Regions from separate parts of the Mus musculus genome. Here regions 2, 3, 4 and 5 are each linked to region 1. A link is a loop called in an ENCODE intact Hi-C map of the cell type or tissue named here. Cell type or tissue: left cerebral cortex. All regions are shown on one strand. Region 1 overlaps Anks1 (ankyrin repeat and SAM domain containing 1). Region 2 holds the start of Taf11 (TATA-box binding protein associated factor 11). Region 3 overlaps Scube3 (signal peptide, CUB domain, EGF-like 3). Region 4 holds the start of Tcp11 (t-complex protein 11). Region 5 overlaps Anks1 (ankyrin repeat and SAM domain containing 1).

The links. Peaks named below come from ENCODE experiments on the same cell type or tissue, not always from the same donor. Only the 100,000 strongest peaks of a DNase experiment are listed, where the experiment ranks them.
Region 2: it touches region 1 in a loop (2.5-fold over the local background); 17 of 42 quality-filtered maps call a loop at or near these places.
Region 3: it touches region 1 in a loop (2.1-fold over the local background); 22 of 42 quality-filtered maps call a loop at or near these places.
Region 4: it touches region 1 in a loop (3-fold over the local background); 29 of 42 quality-filtered maps call a loop at or near these places.
Region 5: it touches region 1 in a loop (3.0-fold over the local background); 19 of 42 quality-filtered maps call a loop at or near these places.

Annotation. Positions count from the first base shown.
Region 1 is chr17:27,988,042-27,992,041 of GRCm38, reverse strand. Anks1 (ankyrin repeat and SAM domain containing 1) reads right to left here. Exons shown (of 25, transcript NM_181413.4): 9 at 3,126-3,322; 10 at 642-734. Among named protein-coding and RNA genes, the nearest start is that of Gm35290, 17 kb to the left of the region's middle. In left cerebral cortex, CTCF peaks have their summits at 2,091 (motif pointing left) and 3,928 (motif pointing right); a DNase peak (open chromatin) is centred at 2,076.
Region 2 is chr17:27,907,001-27,911,000 of GRCm38, reverse strand. It overlaps Taf11 (TATA-box binding protein associated factor 11), which reads left to right and starts at 3,257. Exons shown (of 5, transcript NM_001379368.1): 1 at 3,257-3,500. The coding sequence starts at 3,330. It overlaps Anks1 (ankyrin repeat and SAM domain containing 1), which reads right to left and starts at 1,695. Exons shown (of 25, transcript NM_181413.4): 1 at 1,355-1,695. The coding sequence starts at 1,539. In left cerebral cortex, CTCF peaks have their summits at 891, 1,093, 2,122 (motif pointing left) and 3,289; DNase peaks (open chromatin) are centred at 1,724, 2,063, 2,395, 3,237 and 1 more place; H3K4me3 peaks cover 3,896 bases; H3K27ac peaks cover 2,382 bases.
Region 3 is chr17:28,161,498-28,165,497 of GRCm38, reverse strand. Scube3 (signal peptide, CUB domain, EGF-like 3) reads right to left here. Exons shown (of 22, transcript NM_001004366.2): 8 at 3,060-3,182; 9 at 2,428-2,544; 10 at 1,641-1,766; 11 at 1,337-1,453; 12 at 1,096-1,200; 13 at 708-824; 14 at 277-435; 15 at 1-71. Among named protein-coding and RNA genes, the nearest start is that of Zfp523, 14 kb to the left of the region's middle. In left cerebral cortex, CTCF peaks have their summits at 834 and 1,625 (motif pointing right); DNase peaks (open chromatin) are centred at 881 and 1,633; H3K4me3 peaks cover 380 bases; H3K27ac peaks cover 616 bases.
Region 4 is chr17:28,077,727-28,081,726 of GRCm38, reverse strand. Tcp11 (t-complex protein 11) reads left to right here and starts at 1,088. Exons shown (of 10, transcript NM_001085555.1): 1 at 1,088-1,152; 2 at 1,422-1,568; 3 at 3,669-3,741. The coding sequence starts at 1,448. In left cerebral cortex, CTCF peaks have their summits at 136 (motif pointing left) and 1,931; DNase peaks (open chromatin) are centred at 144, 986 and 1,932; H3K4me3 peaks cover 675 bases.
Region 5 is chr17:28,040,771-28,044,770 of GRCm38, reverse strand. It overlaps Anks1 (ankyrin repeat and SAM domain containing 1), which reads right to left. Exons shown (of 25, transcript NM_181413.4): 14 at 2,095-2,201. Among named protein-coding and RNA genes, the nearest start is that of Gm35290, 35 kb to the right of the region's middle. In left cerebral cortex, a CTCF peak has its summit at 2,269; DNase peaks (open chromatin) are centred at 1,391, 2,221, 3,260 and 3,901; H3K4me3 peaks cover 2,459 bases; H3K27ac peaks cover 2,124 bases.

The sequences.
Region 1 (4,000 bases):
GTTTGAATCCCCAGTACACACATAAAAAGCCAGGCCTGGCTGTGTATGCCTGTTCCCCAGCGCTGGAGTGGGGATGAGGGTGGAGATGGGAAGATGCTGAGTGCACACTCACTGGTCACTGGCCCAGCCACAACAATAAGCTTCGGTTTACCCAGAGACCCCTTACATCAAGGCTGAGAGCTACAAAGGAGGTTGGCCACGGTGCAGCTCTGGCCCGAACGTGCATGGGCACATGTACCTATGCTGTACAGTTATGTATACGCCTAACACACTCACACACACGCAACACTGTTCTTCCTCTGAGAGAAAACAGGCTGGGGGCGGCTCAGGGATGCACATGGCTCTGGGTTTAATCCCAGGACTAGAGAGATGGTTCAGCTGGACTCTCTTCCAGACTCAAATGCCAGCACATACATAGTTGCTCACAACCCTCTGGATCTCCAGTTCCAGGGGATCTGACCAGGCACTACCAGGTAGGCATGGGGGGGGGGGGGTGTGCATATGCACATACAAAAAAAAAAAAAACCAAACCCTTAAAAGAGAAGAGCAGAGGAGGAGAAAAGAAAGGCTCCTCTGTGTAGACACTCATCTACCATCTAATAAATGCTATGTGCGTGACGGGGTAACCCCCAGCCCTCTACCTCAGAGGCTGCCAAGGGAAAATACTTCTTATCTACGCGTTCTTCCTCCTCTTCATCGGGTGGCGGTTTTGCTGGAGGCGGCGGACGTTCCCTCTATAGAAGAAAAATAAATACATTCTACCATCTCTCTTCAAGTGGTTGTCTTTTCTTTTTTAAGGTTTTTATTTTTAAATTGGTGTTAGGGTCTCACTGTGTAGCCCTGGCTGTGCTGGAACTTGCTGTGTAGACCAGACTGGCCTTATGCTCACAGGGATCCTCCTGCTTCTGGCTCTGAGTGCTGGGATCCAAGGCCTGCACCATACCCAGCACCTCTCTGGTGTTTAATCCTCCCCTTCAACAATAGTAAGTTCATGGCTACAGGGAACCCTGGTTAGCCCATTTAGACAGGAGCATGGCCATGAGTCTCCTAAGGGCTGGGACAGGCAAGCTTGTTCTTAAGATCAAAAGCAACTATAGTATACTTCACACTCAGTTCTACCACAGATAATAGACAAAGGGTACGAGTGGCTAGATTTTTAAAAAAACAAAAGTTCATTCAAAAATTCAGGCTTCATGTAATAGGGCTGTAGTTTGCCAACTTTACCCGAAAGCAAGGAACTCGTTGAAGGGATACAAGTGTGGACCAAGGGTGGACAACCATAGGAACATGCATGATTTCTGACGGCAAAGCGGAAGGCTAGGAGGCCATTACACCCGAGCCTTTTCTATGATTCTCTACTGTGCTGGGGTCTCCTCCCAGATGGGCTAGGACAGAGCTGGCCCCAGCCTCCACCCCAGCCTTGTAGGTCAGTTCCATGTTGCTAGAGGTTTGGGATGCAGAAGGGTAGAGATTTCCCAGAGAAATCTGCACAGGAAGCTAGGTTGGGGTTGGCACCCAAGACCTTCGTGTTTCTCTGGCCCACAGCAGCCTCCATCACTCGGGCCTTCCTGGGCTCTCTGAGGCAGACAGACTCAACAACAATCTTACGACAGCTTCATGTACTCAAGCCCGTGCTGTTTGGATTGGAATTCCCGTGGGGGGAGGGCCTCACTTTCTCTGCCCTTCAAGGTGTTCTACAAGTGCTGGAATGGGCCTAGTCAAGGCACCACGTACAAAGAGATAAGCACGGAGCCAGTCTGGGGACGCCAGTGTAGCAGAAAGTAAAATAAACAGCAGAAATGGCCCATCCCAGAAGCCCTCCAGACAGAGCAAGGCCACTGCAGACATGGAAGGGAACCAAAGTCCCCATGGGCCTCTCTCTCTGAGGTACACAGAGACAATCCGCCACCATTGCTGTGCCATCCATCTACACGGAGGGCCAGAGAGGTCAGAACAACATAGATTGCACAGACGTGTGCATCGCTGGCAATGTGCACACTCAGGGATGCTCTTGTTTCTGCTTAACTACACCCATTCACTACAGGACCTATGGCTTCTAGCAAAGGCACCAGCGCCCCCTACCGGGCGACACCTGCAAGCCTCCCTCAAAGCAAAGCCTCCCCCACAACTTAAAATGTGGATGCCAATAGGGAAGTCTGCTGCCTGGTGCCTGAGCCCACCTGCTGCTTCACTTCTCTGTGTCCCAGGACACAGTTACAAAGGTCAAGGTCCACCCTGTCTGTCCCCTGCCAGAACCTGGCAGGAAAGGAAGGCCAACAGGAAAAACAGAAACACCAACACCAACACATATGCCCCCAAATCTGAATCAAGGTGGTCGGCACTGGATCCTCTCAGCAACAGCCAGATCAGGCCTTCACCAGGGTCTGAAAACTCTATCAAGTGGAAATAAAGTGGGGGCAGGGCTGTAAGCATAGAGCACCCTCTAGGGAGGAAGGGGGAGTCAGGAGAGAGTCTTGAGGCTCATGAACAAGACCAGAAGTAAAAGCAGGTATTACACAAAGCATCAGAAGGCAGGAGGGGCACATGGAGGAGACGCTCTCACGAGGTGAAACAGGGCTATTAAAGGGTCACCCGACCGACGGCATGTCTAGCAAGTGTGCAGTCTGATTAAACCTTGCTCTGCCCTCTCCCCAGGACGGGACTGCCTGTCCACATGGCTGGTAAGGTAAGCAGGACTGGGAACAGCCAGCAATGCATGTCACCGGATATATCTGTGATCCAAAAGAGAAAACAAACCACACACAGCAAATCACACACAGCAAGATCCCCAAGGCTTGAGCAGCATAGGGCTGAACCAGGGCATAGGACAGATTCGCTTGGAGGCAGTGGGATAGAGAGATGCAAACTGGCTTCACTGAACCTGGAAACAGCAAACGTCTACCCCAGTGTGATCTGCAGTTTTACTGCCCTGGGCAGGAGAGACTAGACAGAGTAGCTCTAACAGCAGGTGGGCTCAGGCACCAGGCAGCAGACATTCTCTTGCCCGCACCCGCACCCCCAGCTGCCACCCCAGTCCCCAGCATGTTCAGGCCTGGGCCACACACAGGCCCCACTCCCCACACACGAGCCCCACTCCCCACTCACAGGCCTCATCCCCCACATACAGGCCTCACTCCAGCAGCCCTTGTTCCGGTGGCCTCGGCCTCCTTGTTCATGGAGTCTCTGTCTGATGATCGTCCACTGGCCGTGCTGTCCAAGGAATGGCAGGACACAGCGTTGTACAGTGCCTCGTAGGGGCCCTCCTCGTCAGCATGTGTGTCAAAATGAAGGATCAGCTCAGTCACTGTCTTCTCCATACTCCCTAGGGAAGAGGACAGAGGGTGAGATGATCAGTAAGAGAGGGCAGGGCCTGCCTCCTGACACCCCGGCCAACAGACTTCTCTGCGAGCACTAAGCCATTGGAAAACCGTCACTTTGCTAAGGGACAGGAACGGATTTTCTCAAAGTCAATATTGGGAAGTGAAGCTGGGCGGCAGAGCTCTACTCAATACGCACATACAGGGTCTAGCTCCCAGCAAAAAGGAAAGGCCTTAAATATCTAAGGGATTCTCCCCACGTCCTCTGTACGCTCCCTGGTATCTCAATTCCGTGTGAACATAACCTTAGCCTGAAAATGCAGCTGAAATGTGTAACTGAAAACTAAAAGTAATGCTTTAGTGTTTTTGTTTGTTTTCTTCTAAGGCATGGTCTCACTATGTAGCCCTGGCTGTCCTGAAACTCATTCTGTAGACCAGGCTAACCCTAGCCTTGAACTCACAGAGATCTACCTGCCTCTGCTTCCTAAGTGCTAGGATTACAGGTGTGTGTCATGTCTAGCCTCCTCCATCTTTTGGGTTCATCCTTTCTTCCTTCCTTTGTGTTTTGCACATTAAAGATTTATTTTATGTATGTGAGTACACTGCAGCTGTCTTCAGATACACCAGAAGAGGGCATTGGATCCCATTACAGATGGCTGTGAGTCACCATGTGGTTGCTGGGA
Region 2 (4,000 bases), 81 kb after region 1:
CAGTCCATGAAGTCTTTGTTCAGCAAACAGGAACCCCCGAATTTGATCCAGCACCCATGTTTATAAGAAGAGAGAGAGAGAGAGAGAGAGAGAGAGAGAGAAGCCAACGTGGCTGTAATGCTAGTACTGGGAAGGCAGAGGCAGGGGAATCCCTGGGACTTGCTGACCAGCCTGTGGAGCAGAATCAGCAAATTCCAGGTTTGGTAAGAGACAGTCTCAAAGAAGATGGAGAGCAGTTGAGCAAGACACCAAATGTCAAGCCTTCACCATGCAGGCTTGCATGCATGCATGCACACGCACACAGAGATCATTCTACAATCAGTAATTTTCAACAAATCTATTCAACAAATCTTGAGTACCACCTATAAGCCAGTATTGTTCAAGACACTGGGTGCAGCCAACAGAATTGGGGTTTTCTTCCCCCAAAGGATCGTGCTTTTTAAAATCTTCCTGAAAAAAAAAAAATATGGGTTGAGACTCAGTACTGAATAACTGTTTATTAAAGCGGTGGGCTTCCTGGGTCCAAGCTCTCCAAACTCACTCAAACTGAAAGTGCATGAACCTATAAGGAACAGAAGCTAAGAAAACCACTTCTAAATGAACTTCCACTTCTCAAAAGCCTCAAAACAAGGAAGGAAAAGAAAACAGCTAAGAAAGCATTGCTGAACCAACACATTTTATGCACTCTGACAGAGCATTCTAATCCTCCCTCCCTCTTGTAAGCTACAAAGAGTGACCCCTCCCTCCCGAAGCCTTGCAGCCCGGGATTCAAGTGTCTAAAAGATCTCAGAAAGTTGAACGCACCTCAGCTCCCTGAGCAAGCCTTGGTTTCTTTCCGATTAAGTCTCAGGGGGGAAATGAGCAGATGCCACTTGGACGAACCCAGCCAAAGTGACAACGACAAACTGAGCTTCAGGCGCAAGAGGGGCTCAAAGTCTGAACACCTCGTGCGTGATCAATGCAGAAGCAATTTTAAAAACAAACAAAAGCCGGGTTCCGCACAGCCCGGTGGAACGTTCTAAGCTCGTTGGGGAAGGAAGCCGAGAATGTGCTCTAGGGGAGTCGCGAGGCTCTGCACGGCGTGGGAGTCCCTGCAGGATGTGAGAGGGATTCCGCGAATTCGGTCTGCTCTGAAGCGGCTTTTGTGAGAAGCGACAGCTGGCACCTCACGGCGGGCGAGGGTGACGCCGAGCTGTGCCATGCGGCGCGGGCTGCCACCTGGGCACTCCCCCCATTCTCCGCAGCGGCGACGCCAGACACGAGAGCCCGGCCTGCGCCGCGCGCGCCCCAGGAACCGTGACCTCTCGGGGGAGCCCTCGCAGTCCAGGCTGCGAGCCCCGGCGCGCGCACTCACCTCAGCAGACTGGAGAGCGGGTGGCTAGAAGAACCGAGGCCGCCGCCCCCGGAGCCGCCGCCGCTGCCTGAGCCGCCGCCGCCGCCGCCGAAGCCGGAGGAGAGCCGCTTCCCGGACAGCAGCTTCTCCACGGCCGGGAGGTGCCCGGTGCGGGCCGCCTCCAGCAGCTCCTGCTCCTTCCCCATCCCCAGGACCGCCACCCCTCGGACCTCAACCCGGAGCCTTGCAGAGCCTGCTCCGGCTCCGAAACTTTCCGTCTCCGGGCAACGCACCCCTCAAACCGGCCGGGGACGCCACCCCCTCTCCCCCCGCCTCCTCGGCCTCCCCCACTCCCTGGCGGCGCGTCACTTCCGGGATCCGGCGTCACGCGTCACCGCGCCCCCGCGCCCCGCCCCCTTGCCCACCTAGTGGGCGGGGCTCGGCGCCGCCGTGCAGGTGAGCCCGCTTGGCGGAGGGGAGCCTCGGTGTGCGGAGCCGAGCCTGGCGCAGGCGCGGTCTACGCCTAGCGGACCCGCCCATTCGCCAGGTGGCGGAGATCGGAGGCGGCACGCCTGCAGGAGCTTCCCGAACTGCTCGCCTTCCCAAAGGTTTGGGACCTCATGGCACTGGAAATGCGGTCATTGTTCCTGGCACCGTAGAAACAAAAGAAAAGGGGGTAACGCGTACCTCTGTTTTCAACTCCATTCAAAACGCATAGATTCAATACGGGATAGGCGCGGAGATCTAGAACCAGACTTGAAAAATCCCTCCCTCTGGTGCCTCCTGGAGGGAAGACCTGAGAGTTTTACTTCTGCAGTTAGACTGGCATTGTGGCAACTGCCATTTGTCCCAGCAGTCGAGAAGCAGAAGCCGCTGGCTGCATCGCTGTGAGTTTAAGGTCAGCCTGATCTACAAAGCAAGTTACGGGCTAGCCAAGGCTACATAGTGAGACCCTCTCTCCAGAAAAAAAAAGGTGGGGGGGGGGGAGGGAGTACGGGGGTGGCTGGAGAGGTGGTTCCCTGTTAAGAGCACTGGTTGCTCTGCCAGAGAATCTAGGTTTGATTCCCATCACTTGTGGCGCCTCACAGCAGTCTGTAACTCCAGCTCCAGCGGATGTAACACCTTTTGCTGGCCTCCCAGGGTACCACGAACGCATGTGGAGCTCAGACTTACATGCAAAACACCCATACACATGAAAAAAAAATGTAAGAACTCTTAACAGACACTATCCTCGCACTCCATCCTACTAACTCTTCAGAAAAAGTCAGAAGAGACCTTCTTTCTCTTAGTTGTCATGAGAGACATTTTAAAAGTCAGATTTGGGGAACCATTTCCAATTTTTAATATTGGTGGACTAAGGAGGGAAATGTAATTGGGAAAGGATGACTTTTTTTTTTTTTTCTGTTTTTCCCTCACAACACTAGCCTGTTCTGACGCGAGGCAGGTGGCCAATATTTGAAGTGTTAAATGAAACCATTGGATACTTTCTGTTGGCGTTAGAGATGCTTGCGAAACAGAAGGGAAACTTCCCTGGTGGACACAAGCCGGTGGTCTTAGTTCTTTGGGAAATCCGAGGTTAGGTCGCTGCCGGAAGCTGCTCAGTCCACGGCAACAACAAGCAGCGGGACCGAGTTCTCTCCCTGTTCCCCGACTTTGGGCTGAAGGAGTAAAGTTAAAGAAGGGTTAATTGGCATTACATTCCCAGGAAGGAGAAGAAAAAGAAGGAAAAAGAAGTCTCTCGGGAAACGAATTACGCTCTTTCAAAAACGCTTCTGCCCTGAAGCGGAGGATCTAGACTTCTACATTTCTTTCACATTAAAACAAATTCCGTTTATATGAATCCCCTGGGCAACCAACGCGCTTCTGGAAGTGACCCCTCCCAGGATCCGTGGGCGTGACGTCATCGCGGCGCGACGACGAGCCCTCAGCTCCAGCTCCGCTCCACAGCTCCTTCTCCCGGCGGTGCTGCCATCGCCTCTGACCCCCTGCTCTCGCGATGGACAACCTCGGGGAGTCGCCCACAGACAAAGGCGGGGAGCCAGGGGAGTCAGAGGAGACGAGGGCTACTCCTGGGGCTTTGGTGGCAGCCGACACTGAGGGAATCCCGGAGGAAACCGACAGGGATGGAGACGCGGACTTGAAAGAAGCCGCGGCGGAGGAAAGCGAGGTAGGTGGAAGTTGGTGGATAACGCTGCAGGACTACCCGGGTGCGCTCCTGACTGCTTTCTTCCAAAGCCAGGGAACTAGAATTCCCCCACGACTGTTTGTGAGTCTGCAACCTTGAGGGGCAGGAGAGGGAACGGGAAGGTGTAGGTGCTGTTAGAGCCCTATTCAGGCCTGCTTGTACTCCAGCTCCTTTTGGGGGAAGGCTGAGGAGGAAGGTGGAGGAGACAAGAAGATAAAAGACGAGGAGAAAATGGTTAAGGACAAATAAATTTGAAAATCTGAAGCACAAAGGTTAGAAACACGCGTAGATCAATAGTGGAAAGTAAGTTAGAAAGGCTGTCAGATAGATAATGCCTTCTCTCCCCCTCTCCATATTTCTGTATGAGTTTAAATATGAATTCCTTCCTTCCTTTCTCTCTTTCTCTCTCTCCCTCTCTTTCTTTCTTCTCCTCCTCCTCCTTCTTCTTTCTCCTCCTCCTTCTCCTTCTCTTCTTCCCCTTC
Region 3 (4,000 bases), 170 kb before region 1:
TCTGAGCATCTTCAGGGACCCTTTCAGCCTCCGTTCCATCCGCTGTCGGAGGCAAGGCAGCCCACAGCCAGCTGGTAATGGATGGTTGTGCGAGTCAGAGAATGAGGAGAGAGAGGTCAGAGCAGAAGGCAGCCGACAGGGGCAGCCCTGGAGTTTGCTGCTCGCCATTACACAGGCCCAGAGTTGAGGTGCCCCCTTCCCTTGGCTTGTCCCTTTTGGATCCAGGCTATGTGCCCTCCTCTTTGGCCCTCCACCCAACAATGTCCCTAGGCCCACCTGTCGTTTCTTCTGCTCTGACCTCAGCTTCCAATTCCAGGGTGAGCCGGGTAACCTCCTTGCCTGGGGGGGTCCGGGCCCGCCTGCCCTTGCCCTTCCGAGAAGAGTCACACTTAAGGTGGATGAAAGTGACCAGGCAGTCAGAGCAGGGGACACTACCTGGAAACAGAGGCCGTGTCAACCTCGAACTGTAGCTTCCACTGAAGACAAGTTCTCTCTTCTGACTCTCCTATTTCTCCATCCGCCCCAGACATCCCTACCCCCAACCCTCTTCTCGGTAGGAGGGAATGACGGGGACTTCCAGGGCCTTAGCCTACAACAGCTTCCCCATTCTATCCACAGCCCAGGGTGCAGGTGAATCCATGACAGAACTAGGCAGAGGGGCTGAGAGGTGGGGAGAGCCTGGTGGGGCCAGGGAGGGAGGTCCAAACCTGGCCCCAGGATCCTGCTGGCCTCCTCGGCTTTGCCTTTGTTTCGCAGATGCAGGCGACATTTGGCATCCTTGATCTTGAAGGAGGCTCTCTGCTTGACTGGCAGCACTGCAGCCTCTAGAGGGAGAAGAGAAGCTCAGCACAGCTCCAGGGCCTGGGGACCCTGGGGACGGCCTGCTCTGGGAGGTGGCTCCGAGCTCAGCAGTAAGGTTTAGCTAGAGAGTGGGATCAGGAAAGCCAAGGGTAACAGATAGGAGGGGTAAGATAGGAGGAGCTTGGCAGCAAAGCTGGAGAGTTAGAGAGTAACAAGGGAGGTAGAGGGTGAGTCGGCCAGGGATGAGGAGAACTGTGGGGGCAGAGAAGAGGAGGACTCTGGGCAGGTGCTCACCATGGCAGGAGCTGGAGACGGTGCTGTTCCCAGAGTGGATCACTCGGGCTGGAGCAGCTTTAGGGCTCGGGGTACCACAGCTCACGGTGAAACCGTTCTCTGACTCTGAAAGAAGGGGCTTATCACAGCTCTGACCCACCTCTCAACCCCCAATGGTTGGAGGAACCCCGGGGGAACAGAGGCACTGCTGAACAGCCAGTCTGCCCTCCCTTCTCCCCAGAACCCCGTCTCTCTCACATACCTGGCAAGAACCGGGCCCGGGAGGGACAGGTCAGGGCACAAGTATCCTTCTTGCCCGAGCGATTGCAGCTAAGCATGGCTTTTGAGGCTCCAAGACTGCTCTGACACTTCACTGGCTCTAGGAAGGGAAGCAAGGTCTGAGAATATGAACATGCCTTGTCTTCCTGCCCTCAGAGAGTTAATGCGGAAAGGGGGACTAGTTACATGCCCAAGGAGACCTGCACATTTTAAACCCAGCAGGCTCCCCCTCACACCTTCCCCTGAAACAGCATTGTTATGTCTGGCCAGCAGAGGGCGCCACACACCTGTGCAATCCTTCCCGTTCCAGTGAAGGCGGCCCTGGCCTGCTGGGCAGGTACACTGATAGCTGCCTGGGGTGTTGATGCAGCCAAAGCGGCAGCCTCCCTTATTGATGCTACATTCGTCCACATCTGTGGGAGGAGTCAGAGATCAGATTGCCAGTACCCTTATAGAGATTACTGTGCATTTACAAATCTTGTCAGGAAGGTAGGTCTCACGTTAACATTCTCATAAACAAAGTAAAAGGTTCTCTGGCCTGTGAGGAGCTCAAAGTTCTCTCCCTTCTCTACATCCCCAGTCATAGTTGCCATTGAGCAGGGGCCAATCCAACCAGACCAAGGTTTCAGAACTTTCCTCTCTTACTGTCTCATTGGGCTAGAGACTGAGAGGGTGGGTCTCTGGGAACAGCGATGGGGAATGCAAGGTAGAATTAGGAGGCAGAGTCTGTGCCACCTGCCATCGCAACCCTCGAGAAGTGAAGGCTGGAGGTTTGGAGTTCGAGGTCACCACTGGCTGTGTGTGTGTGTGTGTGTGTGTGTGTGTGTGTGTGTGTGTGTGTGCAGCTATCCTGGGCTACGTGAAACCCTCAAGCATCTTGCTGCCAGGATGCTGCTCTCTGGTATCCTGTCTCCCAGCTGGTCTTTGGAAGGTGCCTTCTATTTTATCTTGTTGGATGTAGACAAGAACCATCCAAGGATTTCTCATTACAAGCACAGCCATTTGGAGTGTGAAGAGTCGAGGGCTGGGGTGTCTGGGAAGCAGGCAGGTGTAGGTGTGATCTTGCTGGCTTACCCCCGCAGTGAGTGACACCATATAGAAGGTAGCCACGATGACAGAGACACTGGAAGCTCCCCGGGGTGTTGACACACATGTGGTCACAGGTTCGGTCGAAGGAGCACTCATCTATATCTGGAACAGCAAGGATTCGAACCACTGAGTCTGTCTCGGGGCACCTGGTCCATGCTCAGGTGATGGGCTCTGATGCTGAAAGACCTTGGCCTAACTCCAGATCTGAGCACGCACAACTCCCTCTGTACCCTTTGTCTGGGGTTTGGGGCTTTTGTTGTTTTTCTGAGACAGGGTCTCTCTGTATAGCCCTGGCCATCCTGGAACGCACCAGGCTGGCCTCAGACCCAGAGATCTGCCTGTCTCTGCCTTCCAAGTGCAGGGATTAAAAGTGCACCACCAGAATTGCCAGGGTCTGGAACCTGTGCATGTGGAACCTAGTTGCAGCAGGCCACACTTGGGAAAACCTGGATTGTGGTGAAAGCTTGCTCACCCCTTGCCAAGCTGTGTATTTCAGCATGGAGCTGGCCTGCAAGAAGGAAGGACTACCGTTGTCTGTCTGCGGCATAGCCCTGCCTACAGAGACGCTTGGAATACAGCATCCCTGACACTCGCCCCCTTGGCCGGAGCCGGCTCACCCTGGCAGCTCCTTTCGTTGATGAGAAGCTTGTAGCCCTTCTTGCAGCTGCACTCGAAGCTGCCCACTGTGTTGCGGCAGATGTGGTCACAGCCCCCGTTGTTTAAGCGGCACTCGTCTATATCTGGGGACGAAGGACAGCATTGAAGGCTAGGGGCAAAGGAGCCCAGATCTCTTCCTCACAGAGACAAGGAAAATCAAGGAGGGCCCTGGCTTGGCCCTTTTAACTTGGCTGTCACCTTCTGTCTCCATGTCTTCCCTGTTTAGGATATCTGGCCATTACTAACACCATCTCTCCTGAAGCCAAGTCCAGGAACCACCTATGCCAGCAGGGAGCAACGGTCTAGACTTATGGGAGCAGGTGGCCATGTGAGATCCAGGCTGGTCCATGTCCCTTACTCTCCAGTTGACAGCCATCCCCAAGACTGTAGGGAGGGCTGTCCTTTCCTGTCACAAAGGCTGGGGGCCTCTGGTCATGCTGTAAAAGGGCAGCCTTCATAGAGGAGGGGCTGGCCAAAGAGGCTGGGTAGAGAGGACTTCTAAGATAGAGGGAGAAGCTGCTAGAGATGAGGGGCCAGGAGGGGGACGGGACTGGCATGGTCTGCAGAGGCTCAGAGCCTGGCAGCTTTGGGTACTAAGAAAGGAGCAGGTGGGCAGCTTCCTTCCTGAGGTCAAGTTCCCCCGAGCTGGTGGCAGACAGGACCCAGGCTACTCAGCACTTGTGGAGGGGAGGGGGCAGGGCCTTCACTCTTGGCCTACCTGTCAACAGCCCTTCCCAGCAGGAAACCTCTCTACTGCGGCTGGCTGACCGGCTGCCCCCGCCCTCCCCTTCCTGCAGCTCTTGGGCCAAGAGACACAAAGAAGGAGCCCGGCACTACCCAGTCCCCACTCCTCCCTACCAGAGGACACGGACGGACCTGCTGAGTCAGCGTTTGCAGAATG
Region 4 (4,000 bases), 90 kb before region 1:
CCTCTTGCCTCAGTCTCCCCAGTAGCTAGGGTGACAGGCCTGCACCGTTACTTTCAGGTTTTCCAAAGTCAGGGATTGGCAAGCAAAGCAGCGGCATCAGGCGGTACAGCCATTTCCGGGGGATCGCACGCCCTCTTCTGAACGCCTGGGGTACTGCATGGATGGGATGCATTTGCATAGGTTTTATGATGACTTCAAGTCAGAGTAATTAAGAGGCCAGAAAGAATATGAGGGAAAAACACCCTCTCCATGTTCTCTCCCCAAACCCAAGGCGTGGGTATTTAAAAGACTTTAATCCCTGCAGAGGCAGGAAGATCTGAGTTTGAGGCCAGCCTGGTCTACAGAAGAGTTCCCTGACTGCTGGGGCAGCATAGAGAAACTTTCTTTGTCTTGGGAAAAAAGCAAAAAACACAAGAGAATGTTATATGTAAAACAAGACAATTTTATATGTATGGGTATTTTGCCTGCGTGTATGTAAATATATGTAAATATAGGAAGTATGATCCCGAGGAACTGGAGTGGCAGATGGCCGAGATCCATCATGTTGGTGCTGGGAATCGAACCCTGGTCCTCTGGAAGAAAGCCAGTGGTCCTAACAGCTGAGCCATCTCTCCAGGCCTCACCCTCCATTTTTTTTAAGAATCTGGAAATGGAGCTCAGCCTATGAGGTCCCTTCCATGCCCAGCACTACATGAACCCTTGGTGGTGGCTCACACGGGTGACCCCAGCACTCAGGCAGAGGCTGTAGGGTCAGCAGTTCGAGGCTAGCACCCCTGTGCATGCTCTGCAGGCTACCCCTAAGCCCCAGATCCTGACACTTGGAATCAATAGGGATGACCGTCCTGCCCCAGTCTCGGTCTCACCCAAGGTGGCGGCAGATGGTCGGTGGCGGGTCGCGATGCTGGTGGGGAGGGCTGCCACGCGCCTCGCGCCTCGTTGCCAGGACACCTAAGCTGTTTGTTTGGCAACACCGGGCGTTCCCACTCCTGCTCAGTTCGCAGGGTGGGGATGTGGAGTGTGTGACAGCATCGACGTGGGGCTCAGTGGCTCCACCCAGCCACGCCGCCCCTGCCTCATCCCCCCAAGTGGTTTAGCCCACCCGCACCCCGTGCCGCCCAGCCAGCCAGAGCGGGCGGGCCGGCAGAGAAGGAAGTGAGCTGAGTGGAGAGAGGGAAGGGGAGGGAGAAAGTGGAGGGGGAGGGCGGAGGTGAGCCACGGAGGGGAAGGGATGAAAGAGGGGAAGGGAGAGGGGAAGAGGAGGTGAGGGGAAGAGGCATACTGAGAGGGAGAGACAAGGGGTGGTGAGGGATGGAGAGGGGTAAGGGGAGGGGCGTCCGTCGGGGCTGCGGCCTCAGTTTCTTCCTGCGCCAGCTCTGGTCCCCCCTGGCCCTGACGAGCCCCCAACATTTGTCACCACACAGATACCACCACCACCACCATCACCAGGATGCCAGACGTGAAAGAGAGGGCGGCCCGGAAGGAGCCCGGCGCGGCAGAGAGCGCCTCCCGTGAATCCCGCGGGGGAAACACCCGGGAGAGCGCGAGCAGCGCCCAGGGGCACCGATCGTGTAGGTTCAACCGTCGCCCGAGCACGGCCGCCCTCACCCCAGGGTCCGCGCAGGGGCGCGGGGTAAAGACGGCGCCACGAGGTCCCGTGGGCCACGGAGGACTGCGGACTGGCCCGACCTCCCGGTGTCCCCAGCCCTCCGCCCGAGCGAAGCTCCCCTCGGTCACGCGTGGGGCACCGCTTCCGCCATCCCCGGGAAAGGGCCACCTCGGCGGGACCCCGAGCTCGCACAGGCTAGGTATCTGCTTGAGGCAGGGTCCCCCAAGTGCGGGGACTGCAGGTCCGGACCTCCCTCCCCCTCGTTTCAAATGCTCCCGCACAAGCGTTGCCATGGATTTCCTGTGACGCTGGACAGTTAGTCTCTCCTCTGTGGCCACGCGGGGTCGCTGCTGCTTAACGCTGTGACTTGAGACAAGATCCAGGTGTACCCGGAGGGGTGGGGTGGGGTGGGTTGGGTTCGGGCTGGGGTTGTGTATCCAAATAGGAACCTGGCCTGTGGGGTTCAAGGTCAGGGCGTGCTGGTGCTGCTGGTTTGGAAACAGTTCTTACAATGGCTGTTGCATCCATAGGTACAGTGACTCCTGAGTATACAATCAAATTCCTTTTGTAAAAATTTGGAACTGTGTATAACACGTTGGCTTTGTTGTGTTGCAGTTTTCTTTTTTTAGGGGGGCAATCTGAATTTTTAAGAATTGTAGCCACACTTAAATCTCTACTCTTTAAGCCCTCCTTGTTCCGGAGTGCTCTGGGCGGAACTGGCTGCTTCTTGCAGTTGGAGAGTTTCTTGAGGAGTGGCTGTAGCTTTGAAGGTTTCCTTTCACCTCGGATTTGTTTACGGATCTGATTGTGTCATGCCAGCCATTTCGGCTGGGATAATGAAGGACTGCACAGATGCTGGGAAGAGCAGGGTCCGGTCACCTTTGTTTTTATAAAAAGGTTTATTTTTCTTTGTGTGAGTGGGTGTTTTGTCTACAGGTATGTCTGTGCACCGTGTGTGTTCAGGGCCAGAAGAGATGTCGGGCGCCCTGAAACTGGAGTTACAGATGCTTGTGAGCCAAGGGTAACCCAGCTCTTAGGAAAGGGCAGCAAGTGGCTTAACCACTTGGCCATCTGTCCAGCCTGTAGTTTATGCTTTTATAACCCAGCCAAGGACTCTAGATTTTCTATCAAAGTCCAGTCAATTTTCTCACCATGAAATATTTTCAATTTGTTGAAACGTAAAACCCAGAGACTTCCTCCATTTTTAATTTTCTCTGTGTGTGTGTGTTTTTTTCCTTTTTCCTTACTGTCTGAGGATACAGGCATGACTCTAAATACTTCTGTCATGTTTCCTTCTGAGAAAGACAGTGCTGTCCTATGGGATCTCTACAGTTATTTTCTTTTGCCGGGCAGTGGTGGCACAAGCCTTTAATCCCAGCACTTGGGAGGCAGAGGCAGGCAGACTTCTGAGTTTGAGGCCAGCCTGGTCTACAGAGTGAGTTTCAGGACAGTCAGGGCTACACAGAGAAACCCTGTCTCGAAAAACAAACAAAACAAAACAAAACAAAACAAAACATTGTGCCTTTTCAGGCCTGTGAGGCAGCTCAGCAGCTAAGCTCCCCCGACCCCACCAACCTGATGACTGAGCCGATGCCCAGGCAGCCATGAGAAGGTAGAAGGAGGGAACCTTCCTCGAGCCTCCCAATGCAAACTGGTGTGCAATACTAATAACCTTCTTGATTATTTTATGTATACGAGCACACTATCATTGACACACCAAAAGAGGGCATCAGATCCCATCGTAGATGGCTGTGAGCCACCATGTGGTTGCTGGGAATTGAACTCAGGACCTCTGGAAGAGCAGACAGTGCTCTTAACCGCTGAGCCATCTCTCCAGCCCTGACAGCTTTATCTTTGAATCCGCTTCATTTTGTGCCTGCCTGAACTTTAGCCTTCACTGTGTTGGACTGCCCTGAGCATTTCTAGCACGCCCTTGGGGAAGTACAAGTGACTGGCTGAGTGGACTCAGATATAACCCCGGGGGCCTTCAGACGAGTGACCCTGAGGAGATTCAGACATGTGTGGGTTGATAACTGTCCACCAGAACTTCTTCTAATTACAGGTATGACGGAGAGAGTCCATGACGCTTCCAAGCTTGATTGTCAGTTGGAAGAAAGGAGTTTATCTTCAAGCAGGTATTGGCTTTTACAGTTTCTGTATGTGACTTCCTGATGTCGTTATTCAGCACCGAAGGATTCTGGGGGCTGGGGAGGTGACTCTGTGGGCTGACACTTGTTGCCAGGCCTGACAACCTGAGTTTAATTACATGTGCCCTCACCAATAAACAGATAAATATTAAAAATAAACTCGGCACGCTCACACCTGTAATCTCAGCACTTGGGAAACAGAGCCAGGTGGAGCTGGAGCTGGAGACCAGCTTGGTTTACATGGTGA
Region 5 (4,000 bases), 53 kb before region 1:
CTTTATTGGAGCTACTTTGTATCTAGTAGATATATCTCTAGGGACTCTAAGCACCAGGTGAAACCTTCACCCTCTACGGTGAACCAAACTGGATGATCCATGCCAGGTCCACGTGCTGAAGGAGTGTTTCAGGACCGGGAAGAAGCCCCTGCTAAAATTTATCCTTAGGCACTTTACATGCAGTTTCCCAGGATGCTGTGCTGGGTACTCAGGCCACTCCAGGCCCTGAAGCAACATCATACTAAGCTCAGGTGTGCTCTGCTCACCCCTGGTGGATACCTCTGTGGATGCTCCAGGACTAAAGAAGCCCTGAAGGACCACACTGCTGGTCATCAGGGTGAAAGGTGATGCCTTACATGGGCATCTGGTTCAGGGGCATGGTTGCCCGAAAAATCTAGCTGCAATCTGGTCTGGGTCTCAGGTTGGGTTAGGGAATCCTGAGGCTGTTCAAGGACTGGAGAGCTAACCCTTTCCAGATTTAGGAGAGCTGTGCTATGATGATTTGGGCTTAGCCCCTGAGGGACTGAAACACAGGAAAAATTCGGCAGATCTTGCCAGCCACATGGCAAAGGGTACTTAGAAGACCAAGATCCCAGAGCCAGCTGTCCTCCCCACTAACTGAACCCTCCTCCTTCCTAGTTCATGATCCTCCCCTAAAGAGCATGGTGAGTCAGAAGTAAGGTTCCAGGAACCATAAGCACCCATGTAGCTTAATTTTTAAAAAGGAAAAAAAAACAAGTTGCTATTTTAAAACTGTAGACTTTTACAATCTGAAAAAGAACAGCCCCCAACCTAGCCATGAGAGGGTAGCTTATTGCAGACTTGCCCAGGAACAGGATGGCTTACTTAAAGCACTCTCCATTGGACCTTTCCTGGAAGTCACAAACAGGATGCCCCCTCGCCCCAAGACACCAAACCCTACTCTAATGGAATAAACTCACTCATCCTACTGAATGGACGGTAGGCTGGGACTCTGTGCCAGCTCTACAAACAAGGCCCTTCACACGAGGTCAGGACAAGTGGGCACAAGTGAGAGAGAGCTCTGCTTCAAGGTTACAGTCTGAAACCCCCAGGACTAGGAGAGGAGGAGACAGGCCTCCCAGAAAATGGGGGAACGGAGCAGATGGGTCTGTCCGCCTTACCAAGATGCATAGCATATAAATGACAGTGTTCAGAGAGTGACCTTTTGCCTTGTGCCTCCCAAGTGCACAATTCCACCCTACCAATCACCATCAGTGTGACCCTGAGCAAACCACATAGCCTCTGCTTTCATGTGGGAAACAGGGAGAGACACCAGCACAGAGCTCAGATATTATCAACTGCTGAGATTGGTACCCAGCTCACAGGAAGGATGTGAGCTGTCACAGCTACTGCTGTGACATCGAATGGCCCGCTCCTGAGCATGACTTAGCTCAGGCACTGCCTTGAATGGCTCACTAGGACGCACTGGGCAAGGCTTCTTGGAGACGGATGACAATGGGGCCACTGGCTCCTGAGAGCAGGGTTTAAGCTGAGTCCCAGCTGCTCAGAGAGCAGGGGTGAGACGCCGGCTTTCCCTTTGACCTCTTGTACTCCCTGTGAGTGCAGGATGAACCTCAGAAAAGCAACCAAGCCACCACTCAGCCCTCCTCTGGTCAGCTCTGAGGCCAGGCACATGTGAGGCTCTCTGGTTTCCTCTGCTTGGAGGGGCAGGAGGAAACCTTTGCTACAGTGACAACAGCAACATTCTGGAAAGTAAGGGAACTCCTGGCATCCAACTGAGATGGGTCATGGGGTGCCTGGCTGCCCTGCCCACCAAAGCTGCTAGCCAGGGTACCTCAGCACATAGCACACCAGCATCCAGTCTAAGAAACAGGGCTGGGGCTGGGGTCTGAGTTAGGGATTCCAAGAGTGCTCCCACTGAGTGGCACTTGGGCCACAGGTAGTAGGGCCAGGACAGTCGGCAAAGTTAGCTTCAGTTACCCAGCTGACTTCCGGGTGCCCACGGCCCCTATGGTTCTCCTCTGTGGCTTATGTCCTCTTTCACACTCCAGCTGGGTGGGCCAGCTTCCAGCAAGCAGCACCAGCCTGGGCCAGCACATCTGACGTACTCACCAGGAAGCGGACATCATCAAAGCCGTTCAGCAGCAGCTTGCTCTCGTACTGCTGCAGGCCAATCGACTCCAGCCACTCCCCGACGCTCTGCTCCAGCGTCCGAGAACCTGACGAGAGAGGAATCGGCAGACGCTTGAAAAGGGAGAACCCGTTAAGGCGGTAGCAGCGGCACTCAGAGGAAGACAGGTGGCACTGCCACATCATAGTCATTACCATGAGGCAGTCAGACTATGTACAAGAGAGCAGAGAGCAGGCTCTCGGCTTTTCTTCTCTGTACAGGCAGGGACGGAGCTGCCTAGCGCTGGATGTGAGCCAACTCGGGTGGCTGCTGCCCACACACACCCCACGGTAGGAGCTGGCCGGGGCCGGGGCCGAGGCTGTACATGCACGATCACAGCCCAGGGTCAGGGGAGCCAACCCCCAGTGGTCTCTGGGTCAACTCCTCAACGTCCACACAGAGGCATGGCAGAAAGTCTGTCCCCACAGGCACTAGAAGGGAACACCAGAGCTCTAAGTGCCCGCCAGCCTGGCTGCTCCTCCCATCCATGCAACTTCTGGAGCTGCCGTGGGGCTGTGGCGAGGGGCTAGTTCTGCGACCTTGCAGCAGAGACCAGTCAGGAGACAACGCGAGTCTTCATGCAGCAGAGGGACACAGGCACACAGCGAGGGCTCTGGGAAGGAAGCGGCGGCGCTCATGGGGACCCAGCACATGCAACGCAAGCAGCACGCAGAACGGCGGGGGCAGAGAAGGGTCTTTTACTTGTTTTCCCCCAGCAGTCCCGGAATAAGCAAACCATGGCCCCGAGCTCCACGTGCTCCCAGCTCAGGACAGCCGGGTGGGCTGGAGTGTGGGAACCAGGCTCAGGGATGGCTCTGCTGGGTCAGTGGCCGGCCGACCAGGGCTCATCTACAGATAGCCTCTGGAGGCTGGCAAGTGGGGTGCCCCCTGGGCTGAGGCGCTGCTGCCTTCCTGGCCTGGGCTGGCATCCAGGAGCGTGGCGTTCATGCTCCCTGTCTTCCGTGGTGGTTCCTATGACCTGCCTGCCTGCTTAGGGGGCAGCGGTCGGGCTGTTCAGTTCTTGGTCAAAGAAGACAAAACCAGGCAGACAGAAGAAAGAGGCACTTGTCATCAGGAGGCGGCAGTGTCTATTCAGTGTGCTGCTCTCTGGCTGAGCGACACGCACACGCACACACACACACACAAACACACACAGCTTTCTTCCCAGGGTCTCTGGTCTCTACTGATGCACAGGAATGGAGAAGGTCTTCTCACTCAGCTCTTCAGTCAGGGCTGGACCGAGGCAGTGCACGAGGGCAGATGTCCGTCCCTCCCTCCCGGCAGCCCTCAGGTGTTCAGCTGTATGCCTTCACACCCACCTGACTTCTTTAGTTCTTGTAGCACGGACAGGTAAGAGGAGGGCAAGGAGGAGGAGACAAGAGAGGTGCAAGGTGGGAGAAATTAGAGCCAACTACAGACATCACCTCCAGGAACTCTTCTTTGATGGTGAAAGTCATCCAGCTGTCACTGGCGGTCTCTGCCCTTCAAGGCAGGGCAATGCCAACTTGCTTGTCTTGGGGACCCTGCTAACCAACTGTGGCAGCCTCTGTTCCTCTCCTGTCCTCCACAAAACAGACGGTGGATGGTGACCCGGCAGTCTCTGGATGCGGGCTGTAGCAGAAACGCCAAGCCTGGGGGCTCCTGGACTTGCCCTTGAATGGAAAGTCAGCTCCAGGAACCTAGGCAGCAGGCTCTCGAATGCTGGTGAGCCAGGAGCCCCGGCTGCTGATTCATTCCTGCTGTAATCCCAGGGCTGCACAGCTGCGGTCCAGTCTGCTGCCGCCGCTGATGTGCTCCCTCACAGAGCCGCGGCAGAAGGCTTTGTCTGAAGGCTCTGGGGCTCCACCG